2 separate regions of the Mus musculus genome follow, and region 2 is linked to region 1. Evidence: chromatin loops called from intact Hi-C (ENCODE). Cell type or tissue: heart. All regions are shown on one strand. Each heading gives the region's core, and the rest is flanking DNA. Links, peaks and the distances in the headings are about the cores only. Region 1 overlaps Itgb7 (integrin beta 7). Region 2 holds the start of Soat2 (sterol O-acyltransferase 2).

Evidence for each region. Peaks named below come from ENCODE experiments on the same cell type or tissue, not always from the same donor. Only the 100,000 strongest peaks of a DNase experiment are listed, where the experiment ranks them.
Region 2: it touches region 1 in a loop (2.6-fold over the local background); 1 of 42 quality-filtered maps calls a loop at or near these places.

Annotation. Positions count from the first base shown.
Region 1 is chr15:102,215,613-102,231,717 of GRCm38, forward strand. Itgb7 (integrin beta 7) reads right to left here. Exons shown (of 15, transcript NM_013566.2): 2 at 11,786-11,989; 3 at 8,946-9,147; 4 at 8,690-8,860; 5 at 7,719-7,960; 6 at 7,029-7,187; 7 at 6,730-6,825; 8 at 6,477-6,566; 9 at 3,562-3,708; 10 at 2,885-3,078; 11 at 2,162-2,385; 12 at 1,635-1,854; 13 at 1,280-1,485; 14 at 860-1,020; 15 at 383-655. The coding sequence starts at 11,986. The coding sequence ends at 548. Among named protein-coding and RNA genes, the nearest start is that of Itgb7, 8.3 kb to the right of the region's middle. In heart, for the core only: no CTCF peak of the experiment used is centred there; DNase peaks (open chromatin) are centred at 9,049 and 9,759; H3K4me3 peaks cover 1,488 bases; H3K27ac peaks cover 1,038 bases; H3K27me3 peaks cover 2,753 bases.
Region 2 is chr15:102,150,023-102,166,127 of GRCm38, forward strand. Soat2 (sterol O-acyltransferase 2) reads left to right here and starts at 553. Exons shown (of 15, transcript NM_146064.1): 1 at 553-690; 2 at 1,084-1,139; 3 at 3,126-3,262; 4 at 3,939-3,998; 5 at 4,239-4,346; 6 at 6,790-7,066; 7 at 7,590-7,659; 8 at 8,051-8,135; 9 at 8,532-8,577; 10 at 8,692-8,821; 11 at 10,568-10,665; 12 at 11,030-11,128; 13 at 11,987-12,122; 14 at 12,532-12,677; 1 more. The coding sequence starts at 612. The coding sequence ends at 12,925. In heart, for the core only: a CTCF peak has its summit at 5,196 (motif pointing right); a DNase peak (open chromatin) is centred at 909; H3K4me3 peaks cover 571 bases; H3K27ac peaks cover 360 bases; H3K27me3 peaks cover 290 bases.

The DNA of each region.
Region 1 (16,105 bases), core at 4,869-12,868:
CTTTGAGAAGACTTGATTTGTTGGGGAAGCTTTTTCTCCAAAGGCCAGAGTGGTCTCAGTGGGGTGGTTTTCCTCCCTCAGGACCCCACGGCTTGCAGCAGAGTCGACGGGCCCCGTTAAGACTTCTTTTCTCCAGAGGGAAGCATCAGGTAGAGGCAAAAGTCATTGATGCTAAAAAAAAAAAAAAAAAAAAAAAAAAAAGGGAGGGGACTCTCAACAGTCAGACATAATCAGGGCTGACTCCTGCTAGGCAGGGTCCCTTCGAAGGTGGTGCCTCTGGCTTCCAAGGCTCTGCCACTGGCTCAGGTGAGAGGCCTACATAGTCTGGTTTGTTGTTTGTTTCTGGTTTTGTCCCGGAGTGAAGTAAAGTAGAGGCTCAAAGTCTGGGGCAAAGCTTTATTATGGAAGGACCAGCCCTTCGTGTGGTGGGAATGGCTGCTGCCCTCTGAAGGTCACTCTGAAAAATCTCAGCGGTGGCAGCATCTTTGCCTGACAGACGCTGCCCTGCCCTTCTATCTCCACTGTCCTCCAAGACAAGAATCCTAAGTCAGTCTGCTTCCCTGGTCAGAGAGAGGGATGGCGACCGACCGTTTGTCCCTTGGAAGCGGGGGTTGACAGTGGTTGTGATCGCACTTTTGTAGAGAGGATTGTTGTCCTGTGGGAAAACATTGCACACAGTAAGGAAAACTATCAGGCTCTCCCCACTACCTGCCCCACGAGGCCAGATCTCCGAGGCCTGGTTATGCCGAGGGAGGGACTTGCACGGGGAAGCTTTAGAGCTGGTTATGTGTTAGGGATACAGAAAGTTAAGAGACGTCACCAGGAAAGCCCAGCCTGTGGCAGCAGTCGCTGGCCTCACCTGCTTCCAGTTGAGTTGCTGCTGCTCCTTCTCAAAGCGCCTGTACTCCCGTCGGTCGTAGATTTCCACAGAGAGCCGGTAAGCCAGAACCAGCCCTAGTCCCACTGCCACGATGCCCCCTGTGCAGCCCAGTATGATGGCACGGGTGTGATCCACTCCCTCTGGTGGGGCCAAGGTTTAAGGGCTGACCCACAGCTACCCAAAGGATGTCCAGCCTCCCCAGCCAGCCCTGTCATTGAGAACGGGACCCAGCAGAGCCCAAGGTTGTCCTCCCTCCTAGGGCCTTCATCTCATCTCTGCCTTTGCCCTAGGTTGGTGACTGTTTCAAACCCATTACCCTTATCTTTTTCACATCCCCAGTTCTGAGGTCCTGCCTGGTAAGCTCCACTTATCATATACATGGTGTCTCTGCCCACTTACTCTCTTGGGGTCTCACTCTCAGTACGATCCCGCTGGCTGCATGCTCCACCAGGAAGAAGAACAGCTGGTTGTCTATTGTCCTTTCTTTGCACCAGCCATCATCCAAGTTAGGGGCCAAGGTCAAGGTCACATTCACGTCAGCACAGACCACACTACAGTTGGCTGCCAGGGGACCGGTACCAAATGCCCCGCACTCTGCACAATCCCTGTCCGGTGAATGCCAGTCAGTGGATTCACATCTGGGCAGCTGTTACCCACCAGCCCTCACCACACACCCTCAAGGAGAACAGGCAGGTAGGAATTCCCAGCAAGCCTCCCTGCCCCAGATCCCGAGGTAAAGGGCGAGAGGCCTCACCTGTACTGCTCACATGGTGACTTGCAGCCTAGGCACTGGTCACACAGAGCCCCGTAGTAGCCATCCAGGCACTGGCAACGGTTGCATTTGCAGTATCCGTGCCCACTGCAGAGCCCTCCTTCAGGACTGACACAGCTGTCTACACTCTTGCTGCACTCGCAAGCTCTGCCGGTGTGGTTGGCGTGACAGTGACATACTCCACACTGGCAGTGGCCAAAGCCTAGGGAAGAACCGTGCAGAGGGTGACCACCATTCTCACACACAGTTGGCACAGTATGCCTCCACAGTCTGTGTCAGCTGTGCCAGGCACATCCTCTGGCTCAATACTATAGTCTTTGAAATTTGCTCTCAGAGTTGTAAGTGCCCTAGAAAACCCTCCTCCTCCGCCTCCCTCTTGTTCCCCCCTCTTTTCTCACCTTCCTACTCCCTTCTCCCCCTCCCTCCTCCTCTCTCTCCTTCCTCCTTACTCCCCCTCCTACCCCTCCCTGCTCTCCTTCCTTCTCCCTCCTCCCAAAGGCTCTAGGTACCTCCACAGAGGATGCCCTCATGTCGCTCACAGCTGGCATCATCACACTCGCACAGACGCCCAGAGCTCTGCCCACTGCAGCTGCAGCGTCCACATTGGCATCGACCCTTCCCGCTGCATAGGGGCCCTGTCCCGTTTGGGGCCCGGCAACCAGATTCCAAATCTGGGGAGGACAGGTCAGCCTCAGAGCATTCACACAGCTGACCAAGACGGCCAGGGGCACAGCTGGGAAGGGAAAGCAGAGAGATGGGTCAGAGTTTGATTACCTCTGACCTGTCTCTCAAGATATCCTAGGCCGGCAGTTTTCGACCTGTGGGTTGTGACCCTTTGGGAGTCAAGTGGCCCTTTCACAGGGGTCCCCTAAGACCATGGGAAAACAGAGATATTTACAATTCATAACAGTAACAAAATTACTGTTATAAAGTAGCAATGAAAATAATTTTATGGTTTGGGGTCACTAAAGCATGAACTGTATTGAAGGGTTGCAGTGTTAGGAAGGTTGAGAACCATTGCACTAAGGTCATGTTCTCAAGGGAGAAGGAGACAGAGCAGCTGAAACAAACTCAGATAGAAGTGTACCAAGGGTCAGGGTGGGGAGGGGGATTCAGGTCAAGGCGAAGGCCTTAGCATATATGGGAAGCTTTGGGGTATGACATTCAAGTAGATTCCTGAGATACCTAGGTGACTCCAGGAGGATAGAAAGCAGAGTTCATAAAACCCTCACCTGCATATCCCGCACTGAAGGTCCCCCTGTCCATCACTGCAGTAGGGAGCGTGAGGCTGGGCATCACCACAGTTACAGTCGCACACTGTGTGCAGCTCCACAGTTAACTCCTCTGAGAAGCCAAGAGCCCAGAGTCGTAGGACGTGGGCTTCTGGGAGGCAGTGAGTAGCTTGAAGAGTGACCCAGAAATCCACCTGAAGGCAGGAGGGCCAGACAAAGCTGTACACACCCTCTCTCTCTCTCTCTCTCTCTCTCTCTCTCTCTCTTCCCCTCTCTCTCTCTCACACATACACACACACACACACACACACACACACACCACACACACACAATTCACTGACCGCTCAAACACCAGCCCTTAGTAAACTAAGAATAAGTGAAAATGTGTCCCTTTGCCAGGCAGTGGCGGTGCATGCCTTTAATCCCAGCACTTGGGAGGCAGAGGCAGGTGGATTTTTGACTTTGAGGCCAGCCTGGTCTACAAAGTGAGTTCCAGGACAGCCAGGCCTACACAGAGAAACCCTGTCTCGAAAAAACCAAAAAGAAAAGAAGAAAATACACCCCTTCCTCATGGCTGCCCGCATGGTTTCTCCTCCTTTTTTCCCACTTCCACATCCACTTTTCCCGTGGTAAGAGGGAAAGCGTATCTATCACAGCTGGCTGGCTGGCTGGCTTACCGTCTGGTTGACTCGGACATCATTGCACTGTCCCCGGTCCCCAGCCTCACCCTCCGTCTTCTCAGGACCCTTACAGTGAGATTCAAAGGAGATGCTGACTCCTGGTGGGAGTGGAGAGTGCTCAAGAGTCACAGTGGATGACAGGCTCTGTGGAAAGGCAGGGAGGACAGAATCATCTGTGAAGGCGAGCCCCCCAACGCACACCGCTTTCTACCCTCATAGTTACACCTGGTCCGGCTCTCTTTTCACCCTGCCCACTTAGAATTCATTTCTGAAAGAAGAACCACCCTGGGATACCCAGGAGCTAGAGCTTCATGTGCGACAGTTTGGCAGTCCATGTTGAGGGTGTGTTTGTCAAACCCAAACCAGGTCTGCAGAGGCCAACACTGTCTCAAGACTTTTCTCCATGGTTAAGAGATTGGTGTTAGGTAGGGGCAGTGATTCTAATCAGGTATGCTAGGCAGGCAGGCGGCCACTAAGTTCTACATCTCCACTCATTTCACCAAGGCCAAGAACACATCCTTGTTTATTGAGAAAAGAGTCTCCTGTAGCCCAAACTGGCCTTGAAATGTCCTGATCCTTCTGCCTCTGCCTCCCATGTGTGGAATCACAGGCTCGTGTCACCTCATCCAGATAATAACACAGTCCTTGCTATCAACTGTGCCACAGTCAAGCAAGGTGCTACATGCCATGAGTTCAAGGCCACCCTGGTTTACACATTGAGTTCCAGGACAACCAGGACTATATAGAGAGACCCTGTATTTACATTTTTTAAAAAAGTAAAACGAGGGCTGGTGAGATGGCTCAGTGGGTAAGAGCACCCGACTGCTCTTCCGAAGGTCCGGAGTTCAAATCCCAGCAACCACATGGTGGCTCACAACCACCCATAATGAGGTCTGACGCCCTCTTCTGGAGTGTCTGAAGACAGCTACAGTGTACTTACATATAATAAATAAATAAATCTTTAAAAAAAAAAGTAAAACAAGGTCTACAGTCTAGAACAGAAATGAGCCTTAAACTCAAGAGACATTCAAGCTCCATAAAATTCTGTTCCTGAGTTGTTACAAATGCAGTGTAGGGCTAGAGAGATGGCTCAGTGGTTAAGAGCACTGACTGCTCTTCCAGAGGTCCTGAGTTCAATTCCCAGCAACTACATGGTAACTCACAACCATCTGCAATGGGATCTGATGCCCTCTTCTGGTGTCTCTGAAGACACCTACAGTGTACTCATAAATAAATCTTTTTTTTTTTAAATGTGGATGATAATAGTTATGAAGCAGGTGTGGTGCAGGACCTCTTGGCATAGGATGGTAATCTAAGGTCCAAGCAAGGGCATGGATAGATCAGTGTACACAATGTCTCCAAATAAAAAGGAAAATGCTGACAGTGTAGCTCAGGGTTAGAACACTTGCCCAACAAACAAGGGACCCTGGATCTAATCCCCAGCACTGTCTACACTGAGCCTGCTGGTTGGTATACATATACCTGTAATCCCAGAGTTTAGAAGGCAGAGGCAGATAGATTGCCACAAGTTCAAGGCCAGCCTGATCTACATAGTGAATTCCAGGCCAGCCAGGGCTACAGAGCAAGACTCTTTTTTTTTTGGAGACAGGGTTTCTGTATAGCCCTGGCTGTCCTGGAACTCACTCTGTAGACCAGGCCTCAAACTCAGAAACCCACCTGCCTCTGTCTCCCAAGTGCTGGGATTAAAGGCATGTGCCACCACTGCCCGGCCAGAGCAAGACTCTTATCTCTAAAAACAAACAACAAAATTAAATTTAAAGGTTGGGCAGGAAAAAAAAAAAAAAAAGAAAGAAAGAAAAAAAAAGCTGGGTGGCGTACATACATGCAGCTCTAAATGGAGTCAAGGATTCTCAAAAAATAAAAAGAAAAAGAAAAGAACGGGGCTGCAGAGCTGGCTCAGAGTTAAGAGCACTAACTGCTAATTCTGAAGATCCTGAGTTCAAATCCCAGCAACCACATGGTGGCTCACAACCATCCATAATGAGATGTGACGCCCTCTTCTAGAGTTTCTGAAGACAGCTACAGTGTACTTACATATAATAAATAAATAAATCTTTTAAAAGAAAAAGACCACGTGAAGTTGAGAGGGAAAATGGTAGGTATATATTGGTGAACTGTAGAGGCAAGAATGGGGAGTTAGATTTGATCTAAACACATTATATATATACATATGAATGTTAAATATTTAAAATTTAAATTATTTTATGTATATAGATGTTTTACCTGCAAGTATGTCTTTAACATTTTTTAAAGATATTATGTCCATTGGTGTTTTACTTGCATACATGTCTGTGTGAGCGTGTTAAGTCCCCTGGAACTGTAGTTACAGACAGGTGTGAGCTGCTATGTGGGTGCTGGGAATTGAACCCAGGTCCTCTGGAAGAGCAGCCAGTGCTTTTAGCCACTGAGCCCTCTCTCCAGCGTCCCTTAAATATTTTTTAGATTAGTAAAAAGAGATAGACCTTTGATCCTAGCACTCTGGAGGCAGAGGCAGGCGGATTTCTGAGTTTGAGGCTAGCCTGATCTACAGAGTGAGTTCCAGGACAACCAGGGCTACACAGAGAAACCCTGTCTCAAAAATCCAAAAACAAGCAAACAAACAAACAAACAAATAAAAAAAAAAGAGATAGAGTAAGGAGTATAGCTGGGTAGCAGAGTGCTTGCCTAGCATAATAAAGCTCTAGGTTCAATTGTTAATATGGCCAAAAGAATAACATGTAATTATATTTATGAATGTGAATATACGAATAGCTAAGGGCAGCCATGTGCAAACTGTAGATAGGAGCTGTGATAGGATAGAACTCATGCCTTTTTAATTACAGTTATGCCCCACCACCTGAGGACCGTGCTCCCTCGCCCCTACTCCCCCGCCCCCCACGCTCTCTGCTCACATCATAAGCATCCATGATGAGCTGCACCACATTGCTGGAGTCCTCACTCAGCTCCCCGACAGCAGACTTGGGAATCAACTGTCTCAGCTCCTGTGTTACGAAGAGGAGAGAGAGAGATAAAGAATAAAGCTTTAGGAGGATGGGTTCCTGGGGGGGTCTGAAAAGAGTTGTGTGGGAAGAACAGACTAGGTTGGAGTCGGGGGCTCAGAAATGACGGGATAGATCAGGAAGTCTTTCCTCAGAGAACTCTCACCTGATACACAGGCAGTGTTGCACCGGTGACAGCAAAGATAGGTTGGATATTCGCTGCAGTGAGGGCCTGGGCTACTTGACCCACAGAGGGATAGTCCTGAGGCAGGGAGGGAACAAGTGACTATTGCTGGTCTTCCTTCAGTGTGCTAAGTACCCTCAGACTGAATAAAGCAAGCCAGGACCCAAAATCCCACCAGCAGGAGGAGCCTCGAATGATGGCAGTGTTCCAGGATGCTACCCGATGAAAACTATAAACCAAAGAGTCCTGAATGAGGCTCAGATGGGGGAGGGAGGACTCACAAACTCTGCGCTGTTCGTGTAGACACCATTGCTGTCCAGATGGCACCGCCCGTCGCTGGGCATGAAAATGCCACCCAGTTTCCCATCCCCAGCTGTGTGGAATGTATCGTCTGAAGTGAACACTAGAAGACGGGAGACATTTCTCCAGCCAATCTGTTCCTGAGGGGAAAGGGGGCAACCTGTATACCCTGCCATAGCATTTGAGATATCCCAGTGAAAGAAATTAGCAAGATTGTTCTGAGTCATTTTTGTTTGCCCCCACCCTTCTCATTTCTTCCTTTAAAAAAAAGATTTATTTTTTATATATAAGTACATTGTAGTTGTCTTCAGACACACCAGAACAGGGCTTCAGAACCCATTACAGGTGGTTGTGAGCCACCATGTGGTTGCTGGGAATTGAACTCAGGAGCAGTCAGTGCTCTTAACCGCTGAGCCCTCCCTTCCCATTTCTAATTCTCTGCTCCAAGGTCTCTGAACACCCTCCTCCAAACAAGCCTGTTGTTAGTGGAGGCCCTCTTATGAACTAGGAAAAGTGCCTCTTCTTCATGATCGTTTACTTCATCGTATCGGATAACTGTTAAGGTAAGCATGCACACCTCAGTGAGATGATATGGATACGGCACATATCCATAACAACAGGTAGTCCTGGCCCCAGACAGCTCCTGGGCTCAGATCCTAACCCTATCTCACCTGGCAGAGGGCAGCCTGCAAAATGGCATCAAAGCCGCCTTCGGGTGAGTCCAGGTTGCCAGAGACATTCTGGCGTCCCACCTCTCTCTCGAAGGCTTGAGCGTCCCCGGTGAGGGACAGCACGTGGTGAAAGCTGAAGGGTGGCTGACAACGCTCCAGTCGGCTGGGGCATGGGTGGTGAAGCTTGGAGGGCACGGTGCTTACAAAGGGCAGCACCGTTTTGTCCACGAAGGAGCCAAAACCTGAAAGCAGAAAGCGATGGGAGCTGTGCCAAAGATCACAAGGCATCGACAGGATTTAAGAGTCCCTGCTAAATACTCAGATGATACACCTAGATGACAGGGACCTGGCAAGGGCAAAAATGTGACTCAAGAAGGTGGGGATGGAGGAGATGAAGAGGAGGACCCAACAGCAGCATCCAGGCTTCCTGGAGGCTGAGGCATCCAGGGTCAAGGGTGTAGAAACAGCAGGCGGCACCAAGCCGGTGTTTTAAAGGGGGCTTGTTTATTTTGACTCAGGTTCTCTCTGTGTAGCCCTGGATGTCCTGGAACTGGCTCTGTAAACCAGGCTGTCCTCAAACTCAGAGCTCTGCCTGCCTCTGCCTTCTGGGATTAAAGGTGTGCACCGCCACTACCTGGCACGGGGTGAATTTGAGCCATAGGGGACGGGGGGGGGGGGGGATCATTACAGAATGTGGAACAGGAACACTGCATCTAGATTATCCAGAAACACTGGGTGGGCAGCTGTCTGTCTGAATAGTCTTTTAAATTCTGAGCCTCAGTTGGTCCTCCTGTAGAGCAAGGGAACCTTCAAGGGTCAATCCAAAAGCTCCTCGAGAGCTTAGACCTAGATGAGTGTCTCTTGGGAGAGATGTCAAGATCCAATGATCGAGTCTGTTAAATACTGGGAGAGTATAGTGGAAGCTAAAGGCAGTGACAAGGGCTGGCAGGGTCTAGGTAGCGCTTGCTTACCTATGCGCACAGAATGTGTGACCTCCTGCAGCCTGACCAGCAGGGCATGCCCTAGCTGGCGCACACGTTCCAAGTCGTCCTTCATTGAGTAGCTCAGGTCCATAAGGTAATATAGGTCCACGGGGTACCCCGCAGCTCGGAGGAAGCGGACCCGGAATTTCTGGGGCTCCCCTGATAGAGAAAGGGAGGATAGACTCTGAAGCCCAGTGCATTCCAGGCCAGCCCAGACTTGCACCCCGCGCTGCCCCGGACTCACCTGGTCGCAGCGTGACGCGGATCCGCTGCGGGGCCAGCTGGGTGGCCCCCTCGCCGCGATCTCCCTGGCTGAGCGGCTTGTCCTGCAGCACCTCCTGGCGGCCTCTCGGCTCCTCTAGCTCCTGCGCGGGGCACCCGCGAGCCAGTAGCTCCTCTCGCCGCGCGCAGCGCCTCGCCTCTGCCTCTCCCGAGGCAGTGAAGTTCTGTACCCCAAGAGGAGGCTCACTGAACCCCAGCCCCCACGGCCCCTCAACCGACTAACAACACCACCCTGCAAACCCTGCCGCCTGCAATCGCCTGCACATCCCGGTCTGTTCTCAGCCAGCCTCCAATGAGCCCTGATTTATTCTTACAGTTCACTCACTCCACAGCTACTATGGAAAACCTATAGTACTTTCTTCTTCATCAGCGCCCACTTCCAGTAGCAGTCCTCCCCGCTTTCCGGAACTCAACGTCCCCTTTCCCGAAGTCTCCCACCTATGCTTTCTCATTAGAGCTACAAACTTCCGTTGAGATCTCAGGGTCTTCAAGGTTACAGAAAAACCACCCCGTAGTCCATCTTCCCCTGCATGGCCAGATTAAAATAGGAAGGGGGTCAGTCACACCAGTTTCTGGGAAGGAGGACGATAAAGACGACAGAAAGACACACGTGCACGCACGCGCGCGTACACACACACACACACACACACACACACACACACACACACGACGTCTGGTACCCTGCACTGACTGACAAGCCGCAGGGGAAGGAAATGGCTAGGTGGCTTCTCCGTGGGCAATGGTGCCAGCCCCTAGGGAACGGAAGAGGTAGATACAGACCAGCAGCTGTTCCCAGGGGCTTATCTCTCTAGCCACTGTCTAGGTCCTCTGCCTCCCTGACTACGGAGTTTCATGATCAGTAGTTTCTTGGGCCCCCTAGGCAGCTGTAAACATGGCTGCCTGTCAGTGTGTCTATCTTACCAAGCCTGCACTTATCTAAATCTCCATCTTTCTGTGAGAGACTGCCTCAGAGGCCCTTCCACGAGCACTTCCTCTTTTTTTTTTATTTTTGTTTTTTTTTTTTTTTTTGTTTTTCGAGACAGGGTTTCTCTATAGCCCTGGCTGTCCTGGAACTCACTTTATAGACCAGGCTGGCCTCGAACTCAGAAATCCACCTGCCTCTGCCTCTCGAGTGCTGGGATTAAAGGCGTGTGCTACCACGCCTGGCTGAGCACTTCCTCTTTAAGGCATCCATAAAGAGCAGCTTTTTTAAAAAACTAATTTTTTATTTATTTTTATGTATATAAGTACACTGTAGCTGTCTTCAGACACACACCAGAAGAGTGCATCAAATCCCATTACAGAGGGTTGTGAGCCACCATGTGGTTGCTGAGAATTGAGCTCAGAACCTCTGGAAGAACAGTCGGTGTTCTTAACCCCTGAGCCATCTCTCCAGCCCAAGAACAGCTCTTTTGACCAGCAAGGAATACACACTCCCCAGCATCCTTACCCCTCAGGTACCCCAGACCTTCCCAGTGGCCTCCTCCCATACACTCACATAAATCCACAGGTTTTTGGAAGCCTTCATATATTTCCCTCTCCAGAATGCATGCCGGGAAATCATAATCTGCACATACATGCCTGACTCAGAAGCCTCATCATGCATGTTCTGTTATGGACTGGATTCTCCCTCCAAATTATCTATTGTTATCAATGTGTCTATCCATCTACTGTCTGAGACAGAGCCTCAATATGTAGCTCTGTCTGTCCTAGAACTCACATTATAGAACAGGCCGGTTTCGAACTCACAGAGACCTGCCTGCCTCTGCCACCCAAGTGCTTGGATTAAAGGCACATGCCATAATTTCCTGACTTGTGCTTAATTTTTAACTCTCACTTTGATGGTATGTGAGGTGAGGCCTTTGGGTGGAGGTTAGGCTTAGGTGAAGTCCTGAGAGTGAGACCCTTGAGATGAGATGTGCCCCTTAAGATGTGACAGCTGGGGCTGGAGAGGTGGCTCAGTAGTTAACAGCACCTACTGCGCTTTAAGAGGACCCAAGTTCAGTTCCCAGCACCCATGTGATGGTTTACAACCAGTAACTCCAGTTCTTAGGGATCCAACACCCTCTTCTGACCTCCACAGGTACCTGCAGACATGGGGTGCACATCCACACACTAACACACATGCACATAAAATAAATATCTTTTATAAAGAATCAATAGGGTTGGAGAGATGACTCAGAGGTTAAGAGCACTGACTGCTCTTCCAGAGGACCTGCTTTCAATTCCCAGCAACCACATGGTGGCTCTCAACTATCTGTAATGGGATCCGATGCCCTCTTCTGGTGTGTCTGAGGACAGCTACAGTGTACTCATATAAATAAAATCAATAAATCTTTTAAAGAGAGAGAGAGAGAGTCAACAGCAGAGGGGTCTCCTCCCCACACCCTAACCCCATGTCGTAATACAGCAGGAAGGTAGCCCATCTCTAAGCCAGGAAAAAATGCTCCAGAGAGAACCAAATGAACCAGCACTTTGCTCTTGAATTCCAAGCCTTTCAATTCATAAGAAGTATGTTTCTGTTGCATGTTGTCACAGAATACGTAACTGGCCAGTCTACTTTCTCACATGCAGAAGCACGAACTCCCACAAGGACATCTTCCTCTGAGCTCATGGGTCACGGGTTCTGTTCACGTATGCTCAGAAACTTACACGCATATGAGTCACACATTGGAATCCTGTCTGTCCAAATTCAGTCACACATGAGAAGGGACAGTATTCCCCCCCCCCCAAAAAAAAATCACAAATCTACCTACACAACGCACATCACACATGTTCAGGACCACACACACCCATGTTTACCAGTTGTTTGCACCATGCACAGCTGGGATGTGAGAGAATACACTTCTGGCAGGAAGGAACTGGCTGGCAGGATCCCTGCAGAGACAGGTCAGGATCCTCCCATTCTGCGGCCTCCCCAGAGGATGTAATCTTGGTATCTAACTCACTCTGACCTCCGCCCAGAACCAGCAGAAAAATGAGAACAGTTGATGAATCCACCATGGCCTGTGACGAGATATAAAGGCAGACACACAAATCCTCAGGGAGGGCCCGAGAGCCCTCTAAACTTAGCTTGTGGTTGCCAAGCTGAATCTTACCCCAACTCCATCTCTCTCCTCAGAGTTTCACGAAGCCCCCTGTGGATTCAGCAGCTTTTCCAAAATGGTGGGAAGTGACAGGTGCCAGAGCAAGGGAGAGACCACTTCAGGTACCCAGGGTGGACAGAGTAGCCTGAGAAAGGGTCTGTGGGCTGCAGAGTCTACTCAATGGTTAAGAGCACTGTGGAGCTGAAGAGATGGTTTAGCCATCTAAACCACTGGCTGCTCTTCCAGAGGATGCCCTCCCATCCTGGGTTCCATTCCCAGCACCCATGTGGCACGCCAGCTCACGGCTTCCTGTAACTCTAGTTCCAGAGGATCCAACACACTCTTGGGCCTCCAAGAGTACCAGTCTTACATGTGGTGCATAGACACACATATGGTAAAAAGCACTCATACTCATAAAATAAAAATCAATAAAATCTTAGGGGGAGGAAAAAAAGCATGCAGTGTTCTCTGGAGCACCCGAATGAACTCTATTCCCAGCCTTTTTCTGGCATCTCACCATTGCCTTAACTCCCTCTCCACAGGCACCTGAACCCATGTGCACATACATACCCACACAGGTACATGTGCATAGACATAATAATTCTATTTTTAAATCCAGGTGTAGTGATACTACCACGTGGGAGGCAGAGGCAGATAGATCTCTGTGATTTTGAGGCCAGCCTGGTCTTCACAGTGAGTTCCAGGCAAGGCAGGGGTTATACAGTGAGATCTCTCTCAAAAACAAAAAAGAAGGCAGGAAGGAAAGGGTGAGACAGTCTGGAACAGTAAGACTGAACCCCAATCTCTTCACCAGTTTTCCAAGCCGAAGTGAAGGTAGCACCAGATTCTATCCCACCTAGATCCCTCAATGGTTCTGTAACACACAAGTGCCAGGCTCTCCCCTGCCTCCCCTCTCCTCCCACCCACTGTCTCAATCTCCACATCTGTTATGTGAAGGAATTGAATAAAACATCTGACAGCCTTGAAGTCTACCCAAGCCGAAGAGAGGCAAGGAGTAGAGATGAGGAAGTGTGTGCTCAGGGAAAGGTGGTTTCACACAGGGAATTTGTAACCAGAGGAAAGGCACCTACTAAGAAATCCTCATTGATGTGGGGATCTATATTTCATTTTATTATTATGTCTGTGCACCACGAGTGCCGCTGGTGCCCTTGGAGGGCAGAAGAGAGCATCGGATCCTTGGAACTGAAGTTATAGATGGTTGTGAGCCGCCATGGAAACCAAACGCAAGTCCTTGGGAAGAGCTGGGGCTTTGGCAATAACCTGATATGTTATATCTGCTGTATCTCCAGCCTGGTGCATTTAGCTGAGTTTTGTTTTGTGTTCTATGCTCGTGTAGTTAATTGATAGTGAAGAGCATGCACATGCCACAGCATGCTATAGCATGTGTGTGGAGGTAAAGGACATCTTGTGGGACAGGGCATCAGGCTCGACTGTAGGCATCTTTACTCTCTAAGTAAACTTTCCAGTTGCTTTTCTGTTGCTGCTTTGGTGTTGGTGTTTTGGAGACAGGGACCTGGCTGGCCTGAGCCTCACTGTGTAGCCCAGGCTGGGCTTGAACATATGTCTTTGCCCTTTCAGTTTTTTGTTTGTGTGTGTGTGTGTGTGTGTGTGTGTTTGTGTTTGTTTGTTTGTTTTTCAAGACAGAGTTTCTCTTTGTAGCCCTGGTTGTCCTGGAACTCACTCTGTAGACCAGGCTGGCCTAGAACTCTGAAATCTGCCTTCCTCTGCCTCCTGAGTGCTGGGGTTAAAGGTGTGTGCCACCACTGCCCGGCATCTTTGCCCTTTCAAGTGCTAGGATTACAGGTGTGAGTGGCCATACCCAGCCAAATTTCCTGTGGCTGAGAGTTCAGCTGTAGGAAGTCAAAATTTAGTCAATTGGTTAATTTTAAAATTAATCAGGCCCAGCTGGGCATAGTGGTACACAGCTTTAATCCCAGCACCTGAGAGGCAGAAGCCAGCCTGGTCTTGAAATCAGAAATCCGTCTGCCTCTGCCTCCCAAGTGCTGGGATTAAAGAAGTGTGCCATCACTACCCGACTAGAGATTTTTTTTTTTAATGAATAAAAATCAAATAGGCAGTGAGTCAAAAATAAAAGATGTTAGGATGATGCATGCTGTTATACCAATACCTGGAGATAGAGGCCGAAGAACAAGACCAGACTAGACCATATGTCTCAAAAGACATTTTCATTAATCAAAATTAATAATGCTACATTATTCAAGACAATATGGGGACTGGAGAGCTGGCTCAGTGGTTAAGAGCACTGACTGCTCTTCTAGAGGTCCTGAGTTCAATTTCCAGCAACCACATGGTGGCTCACAACCATCTATAAGGGGATATGATGCCTTTTTCTGGTATGTCTGAAGGCAGCAACAGAGTACTAACATATATAAAATAAATAAATCTTTAAAAAAGAGAGAGAGAGTGTGTGTGTGTGGTAGTAACATAAAGCTAAGCATTAGTAAACCAGAACTGGAGCTGCAGAGCCATGTTTGATAGCGCAGGGCGGGTAGAGGTAGGTGGATCTCTGTGAGTTTAAGGCCAGCTTCGTCTACATAAGGAGTTCTAGACCAGCCTGGACTACATAGAGAGATCCCGTAATTCCTTATAAACTCCCTCTGTGTGAGTTAACAAGTAGTTAACCTAAAATGATGGGCGTCACATTCAATTATCTGGGGTCTGATGGATGTCTAGCACAGCATCTGACAAGCATGTTAAAACCCCTCGTTTCCACCTTCGACTTCACCTAAAACCTTCATAGTTTCTTCTCTTTCTTTTAGATTTTAATATTTTTTGGTCGGATTAATTCCTTCTCCTTGATGTGTCTAACGTCACGCGTGCCCCCAGAGCGCAGAAGCATCAGGTCCCTTGCCAATGCAGTGATGGATGGTTGTTAAGCAATATGTGGGTGCTGAGGGGGGCGTCAAACCTGGATCCTTTGCAAGAGCAACAAGTGCTCTTAGCCACCGAATGCTCTCTCCAGTCTCAAAAATGTAATGGTTTCTAATTGCCTACTGTGACTAATCATGACACACACACACACACAAGGAAAGCACATGCAGCCATCACACACGTGCAGATGACTCTCAAGGAACCCTCTGGAAGACTGGCAGTACCCGCCGGCAACACTGGTAAGTAGAGACTGCAGCGTAAGCTCCCTAGGGATTGTGCTATGGTGTTCCCATGGCCACCAGCAGTGTACAAGAGCCTGCTAGCCAGCAACCACAACCCCCTCAGCTTGGGTCCAGACTCAGGTACTGATGCTCTTTACAGGGAGTATGGGGAAGGGTGGGGTACTGAGCCGTTGAACACCCCATCCTGCTCACCACCCCATGTGACCTCAGATGGGTGTAGTACATTACAGAGCTTCTGCTCTCAGGGAGAGGCTGACCCCAGGCTTAACCTCACTGAAACCTCAGACCTGCGTGCTTTGCGCTGTGGTCAGGGAGGCTCGAGACTCTGCAGCACAAAATTTAGTTCTGACTCATCTCATAGATGGGGCTTCACTTCCACTCCCCCCACAAGACAGAGACATCAAGTCCACTCATCTCTCCTAAAGGGGGCTCTGAACTCATACATGACCTCTCCTGCCCCTCTCAATTCTGTCCCTTTCTCCCTTCTTTGGCAATCCATGTATCTTGCCACCTGCTGCCTGTCTCCTTCCATGCACACACGCATGCGTATGTGTGCGTGTGCATGTGTGTGTGTGTGCATGTGTGTGAGCATGCACATGTACAGTGCAAGCCTCAGTAGACCAGGAATGTGGAGTCTGTGGCTAAGGTGCCAAGTGGGAAGACTTCTGGACTGTGCAAAAAACATCAAGTTGCAAAGATAGCAGCCAGGGACAGACAGGAGATGCTGGGAGAAGCACAAGAGTAAGTAAGCCTTAGCTCTCAGAAAACACTCACGTATAGCATCGCAATCTCCTTCCCTCCCTCTGGCTCCACTGGAGAAACAAATGGATGAGCAGCAGGAGGCTGGGATAACCGAGAAAGAAATAGTGGGGACCATAGGA
Region 2 (16,105 bases), core at 906-8,905, 70 kb before region 1:
CTGAAGTTACATAGGTAGGCAAGGCAACCCCTGGCGCTATTTACTGTTGAATAAGTGTGTGTCTGCCCTTTCTGCTTATGTGGTAACCCAAGGTGTAGGGAAGAGCTGACACTGAGGGGCCTCGACCATCACACATGACACAAATAGAGCTCCTGACAAAAATATTGTTGCACACACATGTCACTACAGGCCTCATCCTGTGCCCTCAGAAAAATGACTACAAGGTACACGAAGATGTTTCTGGTCCCTCCCTGACCTTCAGTCTTGGTAGAGAGAGCCAGGAAGAGCCAAGCTATGTGATAAGCCTCGGGGAAGCAAAGTCCCCCTCACAACCTGATGCACAGACTCACTCCCGAAAGTGAAATAGCAATAGCGTGAAGCTGATCATAGTGGTTGTGGTGAGAGAGCTGTGAAAGCCACAGGCAGGGCCAGAGTATGAGAAACACTGCCTGCAGATAACCTATCTAACCCTCAACGGGGCTCCGGAAAGGACTTTAGTCCCTGGAGTTGTCAGATCTCTGAGTGGGACACAAGCTCTGTAGGTAGATTGAGAAAGAAAGAAAGGAAGAAGACAGACAACAGCTGTGTGCTGTCCGCTCTACACTGGCACCATGCAGCCAAAGGTGCCCCAGCTTCGGAGGAGAGAAGGGCTGGGAGAGGAGCAGGAGAAGGGAGCCCGTGGAGGAGAAGGTGAGCCGCCCTCCCATCCCCCACGCTCCAGACACTCAGGCGGGCCTGAGATGGGTGTGTGTAAGAGCTAGCCGCTAAGGCCACTTCCTTTCCTCTGGCTGTTCTGGGAAGCCAGAGAAGGCAGTTTCTGCCCTTTTCCCCCCAGCACGCGGACTGGCAATGGAGAAATGTTCAGAGCGTGGTTTGGCCTTCATTAGGGGTGAATGGAGTACTTCCTTGTTTTGGGTCCCCTGTTTCCAGCAATTGCATCAGGCTCTTTCTCGCCACTGTGTGTGTCACTTCCCTGGCTAGTGGCTCTACCCACGATTCTAAATATTGACTGGGAACGGAGGCTGTGAGCACACAGAACACCTAACTCCTCCCTAGTGAGTCCCCTTTGGTTCTTCCTCCTAGGGAACGCAAGGACACACGGAACCCCAGACTTGGTGCAATGGACTCGACATATGGAGGTGAGGGATCACGGCAGTCATAAAGGACAGGCTGGGGATGTGGCTAAACTTGTAGAGTGCCAATCTACCTGATGCGCAGCACCACATAAAACTGGTGTGATGGCAACTGGTGTGATGGCAACTGGTGTGATGGCATACAGCTGTAATCCTAGCACTTGGGAAGTAGAGACCAGGTGATCCGTAGTTTGAGGTCACCCTTGGCCACACAATAACATCCAAACCAGATTGGGCTACAGAAAACCCTGTCTAAGAAATAAAAAGTAGCCAAGGCAGTTGTGGTACATGCCTTTAATCCTAGCACTTGGGAGACAGAGGCAGGCCTGGTCTACAGAGTGAGTTCCAGGACAGCCAGGGCGACACAGAGAAACCCTGTCTCAACAAACAAACAAACAAACAAACCCCCCCAATCATTATTTATCTAAGATTTATTTATTTATTTATTTATTTATTTATTTATTTATTTAATGTATATGATACACTGTAGCTGTCTTCAGACACACCAGAAGAGGGCATCAGATTCCATTACAGATGGTTGTGAGCCACTGCTGGGAATTGAACTCAGGACCTCTGGAAGAGCAGTCAGTGCTCTTAACCACTGAGCCATCTCTCTAGCCCTATTATTATTATTATTATTATTAGTAGTAGTAGTAGTAGTAGTACTGTGTCTATGTGTGTCTGTCTGTGTGTGTCTGTGCATTCCTCTGTGTGCATCTGTGTATCTCTCTGCGTGTGTGTGTGTGTGTCTGTGTGTATATGTCTGTGTGTGTCTGTATGCGTGTATCTGTCTCTGTGTGTGTCTGTATGTGTGTATCTGTCTGTGTGTGTGTATGTCTGTGTGTATCTGTGTGTCTGTATATGTCTGTGTAATTTTTAGAAGTCAGCTCTCTCCTTCCACTGTGAGTTCATGATCAAAATCAAGTCACAAGGTTTACATAGTAAATTATTTTACCCACTGGAATATCTTAGCAGCCGCAGCTTTTGTATAAATATTCAAAAACCTCACTTAAATTGTCTGGTAACATTGTTTGGATAATGCCAACCTAGATTTCTTTCCCCTATCCACAATTTTTTTTCAATTTTTATTAGATATTTTTTCATTTACATTTCAGATGCTATCCTGAAAGTCCCCTATACCCTCCCCCTGCCCTGCTCCCCCACCCACCCACTCCCACTTCTTGGCCCTGGCGTTCCCCACACACACACACTTAAGATAAATAATCTGTTAGGTTTGCTTACAACTATAAATTAAAAAGAACTGGGCTTGAGCCGGGTGTGGTGGCGCATGCCTTTAATCCCAGCACTTGGGAAGCAGAGGCAGAGGCAGGTGGATTTCTGAGTTCGAGGCCAGCCTGGTCTACAGAGTGAGTTCCAGGACAGCCAGGGCTACACAAAGAAACCCTGTCTTCAAAAACCAAAAACCAAAAAAAAAAAAAAAAAAAAAAAAAGAACTGGGCTAGCTGGGCGGTGGTGACACATGACTTTAAACCCAGGACCTGGGAGGCAGAGGCAGTCGAAAGTCTGTGAGTCTGAGGGCAGGGCTACACGAAGAAAGCCTGTCTCCAAAAACCAAAAAAACAAAAAAACAAACAAAAAAAAAAAAACAAAAAAAAACAGTGGCCTTTGGGCAAGAACCACAGCCAGCTGGTGAGATCTTCCTGCTAGTGAGGTCACAGTTCAGAGGTCAATGATTGAGGACTGGAGGCCACCTGACTAACAGCCTCTCCCCTGCTGTCATTGAGCTGGGCTCAAAATCGCCACTCTCCTGCTCAGCCTCCTGAACAGCTGGACCACAGGTGTTTGCTCCTGCTATGGCTCTTTATTCTCACTGATGCTCTAGGAAGGAGACAGAAGTTGGGGCAGCTCAGGCGCCATGCTTAGCTCCCCAGCACTTAACGTGCAAGGTTCAGAGAGAAGCTCAATAAAGTGTGAAAGAAAGGAACGGCTGACAGGAAGGACAATGGGCTCTTGCCTGGCTTTGTCCCATAGGCTGTGAAGACACAGTTTCTGGAGCAAGCACAGAGAGAGTTGGCAGAGCTGTTGGATCGGGCCCTATGGGAGGCTATGCAAGCTTACCCCAAACAAGACAGACCTCTTCCCTCCGCTGCCCCAGATTCTACAAGCAAGTGAGTGAGGGTCCCAAGACAGTGTTCCTCTAGCTGAATGCAAGGCCCCTTTGCCAGCCTTGACATGACCCTGCCTTCAGCCTCCCTTCTTCTCTCCTGATCACCCTGTCTCTCTAAACACACACAGGCACACACATGCACACACACACATACATGCAATATGTACACACATGTGGAAACACATACACAAATGCCCACAGCCACGTATGCATGCATGCACACACATGCACACGCACACACACACACACACTCGCACACATGCACACACAGGCACTCATTCACACATATGCATATACAGGCACTCATGCACGCACATGCATGCACACACACATATGCACTTTTGCTCGTGCACATGCATACACACACATGCACACATGCACACACATGCAGAAACACACACAAATGCACATACCCACACATGCGTGTATGCCTACACAAGCACACAGATTCACGGGTATGCACATGCATGCACATGTGCACATGTATGTGCTCACATGCATGCACACACACACACACACACACACACACACACACACACTCCTCCATCTTCCAGGCCTCATTCAGCCATCTACCTTCCTCGGCTAGCTTTACTGCTTCTTATTACCTTCCACACGGCACTGCCCTGCAGTCTCTCTTCTTCCTCTGGTGCCTGGCTCTGAAAACTGTCTCAATCTAGGACCCAAGAGTTACACCCTGGAAAACGGAAAGTTTTCATCACCCGCAAGTCACTGATCGAGTAAGTTGGGGGTGAGGACAAAGGATGAGGAGAAAGGCTTTGGCTGGGGGGGTCCCACGGATGTTACAGTTCTCACACATGGGCTTTGGTGGTCTGCTGAGAGGCTCTGGAGAGGGTGCTGCCTTGGCATGTTGAGGAAGACAAATTAGGAGGAGAAGCTCCAGCCACAAGCTTGCCCTGAGCTCCTCTGCAGGCCGCTGAAGATGCTTCCTCCCTGCCCCTCGGGCTCCTTCCTTCCAGTGAGCTAATGGAGGTGCAACATTTCCGAACCATCTACCACATGTTCATAGCGGGCCTATGCGTCCTGATCATCAGCACCCTGGCCATCGACTTCATTGATGAGGGCAGGTAGGCACCCCTGAAACAGTGACCTGGTCAGATATCCTGGCCTATTCTCCACACCTGCCTTCAACCTTCTCTTAACTGAGCTACCTCTCCAGCCCCGTGGCTGAGAACTTTTGATCCTTCTGCCTCTGTCTCCCTCCCAAGCAACTAAAGTTACAGGCCTGAGCCACCAGGTCTGGCTTGTTTATTTGTTATTGTTATTTTGTTTTGAAACAGGGCTTCCCAGGGTAATCCTTGCAATCCTGAAACTCACTCTGTAGACCAGGCTGGTCTCAAACTCACAGAGATACGACTGCCTTTGCCTCCTGAGTGCTGGGATTAAAGGCGTGGGCCACCACTGCCAGGCAGGCCTGGTGGTGGTTTTGTTTGTTTAATAGTTTGAGTTTGCTCTAGAATGTTCCCTGCGCATTCACATACATATGTCCATAAGAACCAACAAGATACGTGCTGTTGGAGGTGTTTATAAGTGAGATATCTGATTTTATAGCCAAGTCTTGTCAGCTTATTGATCTTTAGTGACTACGGAAAGTGGAAGACCCACATTTAGTTCACGCAGTCCTTTATTAACAGCTATTGAGGTGGTTTCCAGTATGAATCTATTTGATTGAGACAGAATCTCATAGCCCAGGATGGGCCTGAAGTTAATATGTAGTTAAGGAAGACTTTGAACTTCTCGTCCTCTTGTGTCCCCCTCTCAAGTGCGGGGATTTCAGGCATACACTGGAGATTGACCCTAGAAGTTTCACGCATCCTGGGGAAGCTCTCTACCAACTAATTTATATCCTCCGCAAAAATCCCGTTTGCATTTTGCACTTTTATTTTATGTACTAGTGCTCTATCTGTATGTACCTTTTTGTACCAGTAGAGGGCATCAGATCCCATTACAAATGGTTGTGAGCCACCATGTGGTTGCTGGGAATTGAACTCAGGACCTCTGGAAGAGCAGTCAGTGCTCTTAACCACTGAGCCATCTCTCCAGCTCCCATTTTTCACCTTTATAAGCCACACGTTCTTTTTTTTTTATTTTAATTTTTAAATTTAGTTTTATGTATATAGATGTTTTCCCTGCATGGCTCTGCATCACTTGTGTCTGGTACCCAAAGAGGGCAGAGAGAAGATTTGTTGCCCTGGAACTGCAGTTAGAGATGTTTGTGAACCAGCAGGTGAGTGCTATGCTGGGAGTTGAGCCTGGAAGAGTCGATGCTCTTCACCACTGATCTATCTCTCTAGTCTCAAACAACACATTTTTTTTAAAAGTTATTTATTTTTTTTTTTTTTGATACAAGGGCTTCCTATGTCCTAGCTAGTCTAGTGTAACTGCTTGGTCTTTTCCATGTCTGCCCCAGTTCCCAAATAATGACATGGAGGCTTATTAATCATGAATTAATATCTAGGCCTTAAACTAGGTTTGTTCCCCAACTAGGTCATAACTTAATTAACCTTTTTATACTATTCTATGTCTGCCACGTAGCTGGTTTCCTCTCCTCAGTTTCAAACACCCAACCTCTTTCATGTCTTGGTGATGAATTCCCTTGAGTCTAACTCTTTCCCCAAGTTCCCTCCCCTTCTCTCTGTCTCTCTGTCTCTGCTCTGTGTTTCTCTGTCGCTGTGTGTCTCTCTGTCGCTCTGTCTCTGACTATCTGTCTCTCTGACTCTGTCTCTGTCTCTCTATCCCTCTCTGTTTCTCTCTGTCTCTCTCTGGGGGTGTCCCACCTTCTACTTCCCACCTTGGCCATCAGATTTTTGTTGCTAGGTGATGCTTTCACACAGTGCACAGCAGATTATACCTAGTCTAGGACTTCTATCCTCCTGCTTCAGCTTCTGAGGTAACTGAGATTTTAAGCAAATTCTAATACCTTCCACCCAGGCGTGCAAAACACTGAGCATGGAGCCTTCCATGAGCCTGGGCCTACAACTATAGACACACCGGAGGGACCAAATTCATAATAATAAAAAATAAAATGAAAGCTCACCTCCACATCCTAATACTTGTCATATTGAGACCTTCTGCAACACTCACACTCACCAGGGGCTCAAAGGTCATTTAGGTCAAGCCTATCCCGTGTCTGAGACAAGGACCTGCACTGGAAGTCCCTTCGGTACCGGAGCTAATCCAAACACTTTAAGAACACAGCCTTTCAAGAACCCTCAGCTGGCTCTGCATCTAGCTGAATCGGTAGAGGGCCTGCTTAGTATCCCGGAAACCCTGGCTGGGTCTGACCCCAGCAGTGCATGCATAGGCTAAGGTGACCTACGCCTGAATCCTGGTACTAAGGAGGTGGAGGCAAGAAGATTAGAAGTTCAAGGTCATCCTCAACTACATAAGTGAGCTCGTGGACAGTCTGGGATACATGAATACATGAGAATTGTCTAGAAAAACAAACAAACAAAACATAACAACCAGCTCAGTTTGCCCCCGTTACTGTCTTCCTTTCCATCTGCCTAGGTTGATGCTGGAGTTTGACTTACTCCTCTTCAGCTTCGGACAGCTGCCCTTGGCGCTGATGACCTGGGTTCCCATGTTCCTGTCTACGCTCCTAGTGCCCTACCAGACCCTGTGGCTGTGGGCCAGGCCGCGCGCTGGGGGTGCCTGGATGCTGGGGGCCAGCCTGGGCTGCGTTCTGCTGGCTGCCCACGCTGTGGTGCTCTGCGTCCTGCCGGTGCACGTGTCAGTGAGGCATGAGCTTCCGCCCGCCTCGCGCTGCGTGCTGGTCTTTGAGCAGGTGAGTCCCCAGGGACTCCAGGAAGGGTCAACAGAGAATGGGCAAGGATAGGCAGCGTTCACAAGGGCCGAGCTAGCTGGGTTTGGTTGCTAGGTAACACTGTGACTCTGGCCGGATGAAGACTCTCTCTCCCTTTATCCTTCGTCCCAGCCCAGTCTTTGTTAAGCTACAAAGTCATAACAAAGAAATAGAAAATGTGAGCTGGAGAGATGGCACTGGCTGCTCTTTGAGAAGTCCAGAGTTCAATCCCCAGCAACTACATGAGATCTGATTGATGCCCTCTTCTGGTGTGTCTGAAGTCAGTGACAGTGTACTCATATACATAAAATAAATAAATCTTAAAATAAAAAACCAAAAACCAAACCAAACCAAACAAACAAACAAACAAACAAACAAACAAAAACAAAACCAGAAACTGTGGGCAAGGCAGGTCTTGAATTGGCTTGCCTCTCAGTGGTAAATCTGAGTACAGAGAGGTTATTTTCTAGAACCACATAGCAACTTGGTCTCCCTTCCACCTCAGGTCAGATTGCTGATGAAAAGCTACTCCTTCCTGAGAGAGACTGTGCCTGGGATCTTTTGTGTCAGAGGAGGTGAGGTCCCCCACCATTGTGGACTGGATCGTGATCTTAGCTGCTGGGGAAACCACAAGATGCAAAGCTCTGCCCTCGAAAGCCGCTTGTCCAGCAGACACAGCTCTGACTTTTAGCTGGGCTAAGTGGCCTTCTACATGAGCATTCTCAGGCCCACTTCTGAGAGAACCACGGTTACCCAGACCTCCTGGTCCCAATCTGGAAAGAGAGGGATGACAGAGAGTGGGCGGTGGCTGCCCAAGGAAGCTCTGGCCACAGCCCATCTAGAATGAGAGCGAGTTCAGCGGCACCGAACACACACCCTGGATCCCCTGCCCAGTCCAGCCCCGCCCCCTGAGTTACCACAGTTCTGCCCTCCCTATCCTGACCCCCACTTTTCATTCCTGCCCAGGAAAGGGCATCAGCCCCCCAAGTTTCTCCAGCTACCTCTACTTCCTCTTCTGCCCTACACTTATCTACAGAGAGACATACCCCAGGTAAGACCCTGCCCACCTCCCCAAATGCTCAAGCCTAGTAAGGGTGGTACTCTTCTCCTGCAGGCACCGGCCTCTTGTTCCTAAGGATGTAACAGGGAAACAGTCTGCGCCTTCCTTTGCCCTGGACATTGCCATGATCCAGCGTCTCAATTGATCAATCCAGTTCTGTCCTCCACACCCCAGAAATTGTTCATGATTGGGCACCTTTAGTGACTTTTAAACTAAACACCCACTTATTGTGTTTGCTCTGGGGAACTCAAAGTATCCTAGGTCCGCCCCCATCACCCCAGGGAATCCATTCAGGCCTGTGCAATGGATGGAGCCTTGGAGAAAGGGCTAAGGAACCAAGCAGAGAATGAAAAGGGTGAACACCATGTTTTTCTCTCACTGCTGCAGGACACCCAGCATCAGGTGGAACTATGTGGCCAAGAACTTTGCCCAGGTCAGGAGATGGGGTAGAAGATGGCCAGCTGTAACTCGTGGAGGCTTAGAAGCAGGGGGGGCTGGGGAGGAGGCAGTGGCTTTGCCAAAGCCATGTGTCCTACTCTGTCTGCAGGTCCTGGGCTGTTTGCTCTATGCCTGCTTCATCCTGGGCCGCCTCTGTGTCCCTGTCTTTGCCAACATGAGCCGGGAACCCTTCAGCACCCGGGCTCTGCTGCTCTCCATCTTGCATGCCACGGGGCCAGGTAAGCATGACGTCATGGTGACGGAAGGCTGTGTCCAACCCTGAGGGGAGGCTTGTCAGGGAAATCATCACTCTGTTTCTGAGTTCCTTACACCTGCCTCTCCTGTCCAGGTTCATTACCAGCATCTTCCTGTAGCTGGTAACATAGCTCCCCCACTCACATTCTCCCTTTCCGGCCTGGGCCTGGCTTTGCCTACCAGATGATTTTCCTCCTGCAGATTAATAATCCATGACCCTGCTTTACAAGGCCTGCCTTCCTTCCTTCTCTTAGTCCACATCCCTTCCTTCTGCACTGGGGAGTAAACCCAAGGCCTCACACATGGCTTTACTGTTGAGCTACACCCCTAATCCCCTTTTCACTCCTTACCCTTTTTTTTTAAATCTTTTTTTTTAGAAGATTTATTTAGTTATTTATTTTATGTATATGAGCATGCTATCCCTGACACACCAGAAGAGGGCATCCGATTATAGATGGTTGTGAGCCACCATGTGGGAATTGAGCTCAGGACCTCTGGAAGAACAGTTGGTGCTCTTTAACTACTGAGCCATCTCTCCAGGCCCTCAGTTCTTACCTTGAGAAAGGTCTGACTAAGTTTCTCAAAAGGGACTTGAACTCTCAATTGTTTTGTTTGCTTTTGGTTTTGTTTGGTTGGGGTTTTTTGTTTTTTGTGTTTGTTTGTTTTTGTTTTTTGAGACAGAGTTCCTCTGTGTGGCTTTGGCTCTCCTGGAACTCACTCTGTAGAGCAGACTGTCTTCAAGCCTGGAGATCCGCCTGCATCTGCTCTGAGTGTTTATAATTATTTATGTTAATGTTTTGCTTGTTTTTGAGACACCTCTACCAAGGTTGGCCTTAAACTCAGTCTTCCTCTCTCATCATCTTTTTCTAACTTTTATTTTATTTATTTTTATTATTATTATTTTTTTTTCTTTTGGCTTTTCGAGACAGGGTTCCTCTGTATAGCCCTGGCTGTCCTGGAACTCACTTTGTAGACCAGGCTGGCCTTGAACTCAGAAATCCGCCTGCCTCTGCCTCCCGAGTGCTGGGACTAAATGCGTGTGCCACCACGCCCGGCTTATTTTTTTATTTTATATTTATTTATTTTATGTATATGAGTACACTGTAGCTGTCTTCAGACACACCAGAAGAGGGCATCAGATCCCATTACAGATGGTTGTGAGCCACCACGTGGTTGCTGGGAATTGAACTCAGGACCTCTGGAAGAGCAGTCAGTGCTCTTAAATGCTGAGCCATCTCTCCAGTCCTCTTTTTCCTTTTTATTGCACATACTTTTTTTTTTAGATAGTGCCATGTTGCGTCATTCAGTCTAGCTACCCTGAGTCTTCTTGGCCTCCCCGTTGTTGGGATTACAGGTGGCCACCTCAAAGTCACACTCCTTTCTCAGCCATATTTTCAGTAATCTCACCCTTGTTCTGTATACACCCCTGGGACACTCCCGATTGTCATATCAATAGTTCCATTATACCTGACCATGATCCATATATGGGTTTCACCGCGTGTGCATCTGTCTCGATATGATGAATTTCCAAGGGTCAGGGGCAGTGTGAGTCTGTATTTCTGATTTTCAGGCCTAGGGCAGGGTCAAGCACACCAGCAAATATGCGTGTTAAGGAACGCGTGAACGGTGAATGCCTGCTTGCTCAGTGTTGGGGGCCTACTGGCTGGGCAAAGGCTCTCTAGAGAGCCCGGTCAGGGCCGCGGGGCTGCACCTCTTGTCCTGCCCGCTAGGCATCTTCATGCTGCTCCTCATCTTCTTCGCCTTCCTGCACTGCTGGCTCAACGCCTTCGCCGAGATGCTGCGGTTTGGAGACAGGATGTTCTACCGGGTGCGGCCTGGACCGGGGCTAGCTGAGAGCTGTAGCTGGGGAGGCTGACCAAGGGCCCGGAGTTGGGGAAGAGGGTGACTGCAGTGGGCGCCACCTTGCAGGGCTGTTCGTCTCCAGCCGTGAGCAATGTGGGCCTCAGGGTGTGGGGATGGTGCCAGTCCTTCACCTCTAGGCGGCAGGGCTGACTGCTTCTGTGTGGATGATGCAGCAAGGTTCTCTTCTCCTTCTGCCGAGAGGCAGGAGAGTGGGGCCGGGTTGGGAGAGGGATCTTAGGGAGCTGGTGGGGGTGGGAGTGGGGGTGGGGAGCGGCAGCCGGGGCCTGAGATCTCCCGTCCATTCCTTCCCAAATCCACACTCCCCGCAGGACTGGTGGAACTCGACTTCCTTCTCCAACTACTACCGCACCTGGAACGTCGTGGTCCATGACTGGCTGTACAGCTATGTGTATCAAGATGGGCTGTGGGTATGAGCTGTACACACTCCTTAGTTCTCTCGGTCCCAACAGGGGACTTTCTCCTCCTTTTATTCTGCCTCACTCACGTACAAGGGCAGATGTCTGGGGTTTGCTGGCCAGCCAGCCTGGCTTACCCGGTGAGTTCCGGACACACAAGACTCTCAGAAAACAACAAAAGGGGCTTAAGTAACATGACAACATCCTCTGGCCTGCACACTCATGCACACAAAATATAAGACTAGGGGGCCAAGTATGGTGGCTCAGGCAGAGGAGGAGAATCTCTATAAGCTCAAGGCTTACATATGGAGCTCTAGGATAGCCTGGACTACACAGAGAGACTCTGTCTCAAAAATACAAAGGTTGGAGCCGAGCGTGGTGGTACACGCCTTTAATCCCAGCACTCGGGAGGCAGAGGCAGGTGGATTTCTGAGTTCAAGGCCAGCCTGGTCTACAGAGTGAGTTCCAGGACAGCCAGGGCTATACAGAGAAACCCTGTCTCAAAACACCAAAAACCAACCAACCAAACAAACAAACAAAAACAAAGGATGTGGTGACAGTGGTGATGATGATGGTGCTGCTGATGGTGGTGATGACGGTGATGATGGAAGTTGATGATGGGGACACTCTTAGTAGCAGAGCACTTGCCTAGCATTCATAAGGCCCTGGTCTCCAACACTGTCAAAATACAAAAGCAGTAAAATCACACAGAGATGGACCGACAGGTCAGAACACTGCTCTTAAATGAGATTAGTATGGGCTGCCACACCCTTCCCATTGAATCCCGTTCCTTCCTGGCTTCACGAAGAGGGAGGGACTCTCTGTGAAGGCGCTGCCCGAGATGTGCTCATTTTCATCTCTGCCCCCCAGCTCTTAGGCAGGCGGGCTCGCGGGGTGGCCATGCTGGGAGTGTTCCTGGTGTCTGCGGTGGTTCATGAGTATATCTTCTGCTTCGTCCTGGGGTTCTTCTACCCGGTCATGCTGATGCTATTCCTTGTTTTCGGGGGTGAGTGCAACCTCTATGGCCCTAGATGGGAGGCAGCCTGTGGGAGGCGGCCAGGTTGCTCCTGAGATGCTAAGGAGAAGGCTGTGTGGGCGACCTTGGCAGGCAATAGGCATCCATATCCTGAGGGACGTGGGGAAAGGTTTCTGACCACAGAAAAGCATTTGATCAGGGGAGGAGGAGGGAAGGGGAAAGAAAGCTTGGTATGGCTGGAAATACAGCATGGTTTAGGAACTGAGGGGTAAACTGAGCAATACGGATTTCTCCCAGTTCCTGAGACCTTTAGGAGTTTCTGCAGCTGGGGTCAAGGTCTTATCTGGGGAGGGAGGGTTTCCTTTGTGTAAATCCCTTCCCAGCCCCTAGCATGGGAGGCAAAAGGAGACAAGGCACTGACAACCTGCCTCACACCTAGGGCTGCTGAATTTCACCATGAACGACAGGCACACAGGTCCAGCCTGGAACATCCTGATGTGGACCTTTCTCTTCATGGGCCAGGGCATCCAGGTCAGCCTATACTGCCAGGAGTGGTATGCTCGTCGACACTGTCCCCTGCCCCAGGTAAGACAAAAAGCTCTCCTCTCCAGGTTCCCCATGCAAGATAGGGCATCCAGCAGCCAGCCATGTTGGGCTCTGATCTATTCAATAGCTATGGTCAGGGACAGGGTATGGCTGGGGGAGGGGACTCACCACGTTTTAGACTCATAATGTGTGTCACCAAGAGTGACCTCACTCATAATTACCCTTTCTTAACACAGACAACATTCTGGGGGATGGTGACACCCCGCTCTTGGTCCTGCCATCCCTAGAAGTCAAGGCTTCATGCTACACAGATGACAGCATCAAGCTCTTCTCTGCCTGCAAAGCCCAGAGCCAGGGTTCCTCACTACCTCATTTGGAGTCAGGGACTTGCACATAGGACCTTCCAGGGGGCCATGGGGACTCAGGTACCCACCTCTGTGGTCAGCTGACCACAGGCTCAGTATGGTGTGACTCGAGCACCTACCCTCTGTGGACTGGGCACAGGTTCCCTTCATGTCTCTCCAAGTGTGCGGAGACTCAGAGGAACAGGGCACACCAAAGTCTGACACGTTTGGTTCTTTCTGCTTCTCCCAATGCAACAATAAAAATCTTAGTCTCGGACTGGAGAGATGGCTCAGTGGTTAAGAGCACTGAGTGCTCTTCCAGAGGTCCTGAGTTCAATTCCCAGCAACCACATGGTGGCTCACAGCCATCTGAAATGGGATCTGATGCCCTCTTCTGGTGTGTCTGAAGACAGCGACAGTGTACTCACATACATTAAATAAATAAATCTTGAACATAAAATAAAATAAAATCTTGTCTCTCTTTTAATTCACTAATGATTTGTTGAAAACACTATTATTGTTTTAATTTTTATTTATTTTTTATTTTTGTTAATTTGACTTTTGGGTTTGTGAGAGTTTTGCTTTATTCCACTTTGGTTTTCTTTCTTTCTTTCTTTCTTTCTTTCTTTTTTTTTCTTCATTTTTTTCTTTGTGTTTTGGTTTTGTTTTATTTGGCTCTAGGACTGGCCTAAAATTTGCTGTGTCAACATGTCGGCTGCAAACTCACAGAGATGCCCCTGTCTCTGCCTTTCAAGTGCTGGGATCAAAGGTGTGTGGCAGGGAAAATACACTTTGTCAACAAGTGGCCTTATAAACAATACATCACAAACAGCCTATAGTATATCTATAATGCACACACACACATACACACACACACACATGCACACACACTTGATTATATATCTCTGTTTCATAGTATACTTCCCAAAGGATATTTTCTAGCAAAAAGAGGTGAAACATTGTTCCAGGAGGGACTGGAGAGAGGTGTCACTGGTTAAAAGTTTGTACTAGCAGCCTTATCCAGAGGCTCACAACCTATAATTGCAGCTCCAAGAGGTCTGACGCCCTCTTATGGCCCCTGTGAGGTAATGCACTCTAGCATACAAGCTCACAGTCACACACAAGCATACACTTAACTAAAATAGGGAGCCAGGTGGTGATGGCACATGCCTTTAATGGAGGCACTCAGGAGGCAGAGGCAGGCAGATCTCTGAGTTCCAGCCTAGCCTGGTCTACAGAGCAAGTTCCAGGTCAGCCAGGGGTACACAGAGAACCCTGTCTCAAAAAAACAGAAACAAACAAAAAACCAAAACAAAAAGGGAAGGTAAGTAGAGTGGTAGGTTTCCATAATTCTGAGGCAGGAGGATTGAATGTTAAGGTCCAGCCAGGGTTAGAGAGCAAGGACAGGTCTCAAAGCTAAGCCAGGCAAGATGGCATGCCTGAATCACTCTCAGCTAAATGCTGGTAAGTTGGCATGCCCTCATACTCTCAAGGTTTCCTGACTCTGGACGCCTGTAACAGCTGCTTCAGGCCACTTTATCTGACTTCCTCACCAACATGGGCTGTACCTTGTTCTGTGGGCCAGAAGAAAATCCTTCCTTCCTTAAGTCGATTCATCAGAGAATTTTACCACAGCAATGGGAAAAGAAAGTAACTTTATATATTCTTTAATATTTTATTTTATTTATTTTGACTATTCTTTTTAAAAATTTATTTATTTCTATTCACATACACTGGCATTTTGCTTGGATGAGTGTGCTGGATTCTCTAGAGCTGGAATTACAGATAGCTGTAAGCTGCCATGTGGGTGCTGAGAATTGAACCTGGGTCCTCTGGAAGAGCAGCCAGTGTTCCCATTGTTCTTAAGTGCTGAGCCATCTCTCCAGGCCTCTCGTCCTCCTCCTCTTCTTCCTCTTCCTCCTCCCTCTCCTCCTCCTCTTCTTCCCCCTTTTCCTCCTCTTCCTCTTAATGTGCAATGTGTGTGTGTGTGTGTGTGTGTGTGTGTGTGTGTGAGACCAGGTATACTTGTGTAGGTCAGAGGGCAACTTGTGAGAGTCTGTTGTCTCTTTCCACCATGGAGTTTCCCCAGGGAATGAATTTAGGACGTCACATTGGCAGCAGCACCTTTACCAGCTAAGGCATCTTGCCAGCACCAAAATAAAATAAATGAATCTAGCTTTTTTTTTTTTTTAATTCATCTGATATCATGCTTGCCTTAGCATAGAAGTACTGGCTTTCTTTTCTTTTCTTTCTTTTTATTTCTATCAGCTTGACAGAAGCTAGAGTCATTTGGGGAGAGGGAGTCTCAAATGAGAAAATACCACTACCAGATTGCCTGTGGAGGTCCCCACTCCCTGTGGTTGGTGGTTCTGGGTGCTGTAAGAAAGCAGGCTGAAGCCTGTCTTACACCTCTAATGCATTTGGGAGGAAGAGGAAGGAGGATTCTTTGAGTTCAAGGCCAGCTTGGTCTGTGCAAAGAATTCTAGGACAGTCAGAGCTACACAGAAAGGCCCTGTCAAAAAAAAAAAAAAAAAAAAAAGTAGGCAAGCAGACAGAGCCAGCCAGTAAAGCCGCCGCATCCCTCCATGGCTTCTGCGGCTTCTGCTCCACTTCCTGCCCTGGCTCCCTCAGTGTCAGGCAGAAACCTGGAGGTGTAAGCAGAAGGAACCCTTTTCTCCCCAGGTTGCTTTTGGTGAGGGTGTTTCATCACAGCAAGGGAAACTTGAGGATGTAACCACAAGCAGAGTGAAGAGTAAGGGAGAGAGAGCCAAAGAGCAACACACCACACATGTAAAATAAATAACTACACACACAACTACATCTAAAATAAAAATTTTAAAAGGAGAGATGGGGGAGGGGAATCTGAGGTCAGGGATACAGCTCAGCGAATAGAGGTCCCAGCATGCATTGCATGTAAGGCTGACAACCCGAGATCAAAAAAAGGTGGCAGCAGAGAACCAACTCTGGAGATGTCTTCTGACCTCTGCACAGCACAGTAATATATACATCATATACATATACGTGTGTGTGTGTGTGTGTGTGTGTGTGTGTGTGTTAAGGATGGGGATGTAGTTCAATGATAGATTCCTTACCTGGCAAGTACTAGGCCCTGGGTTCAATCCC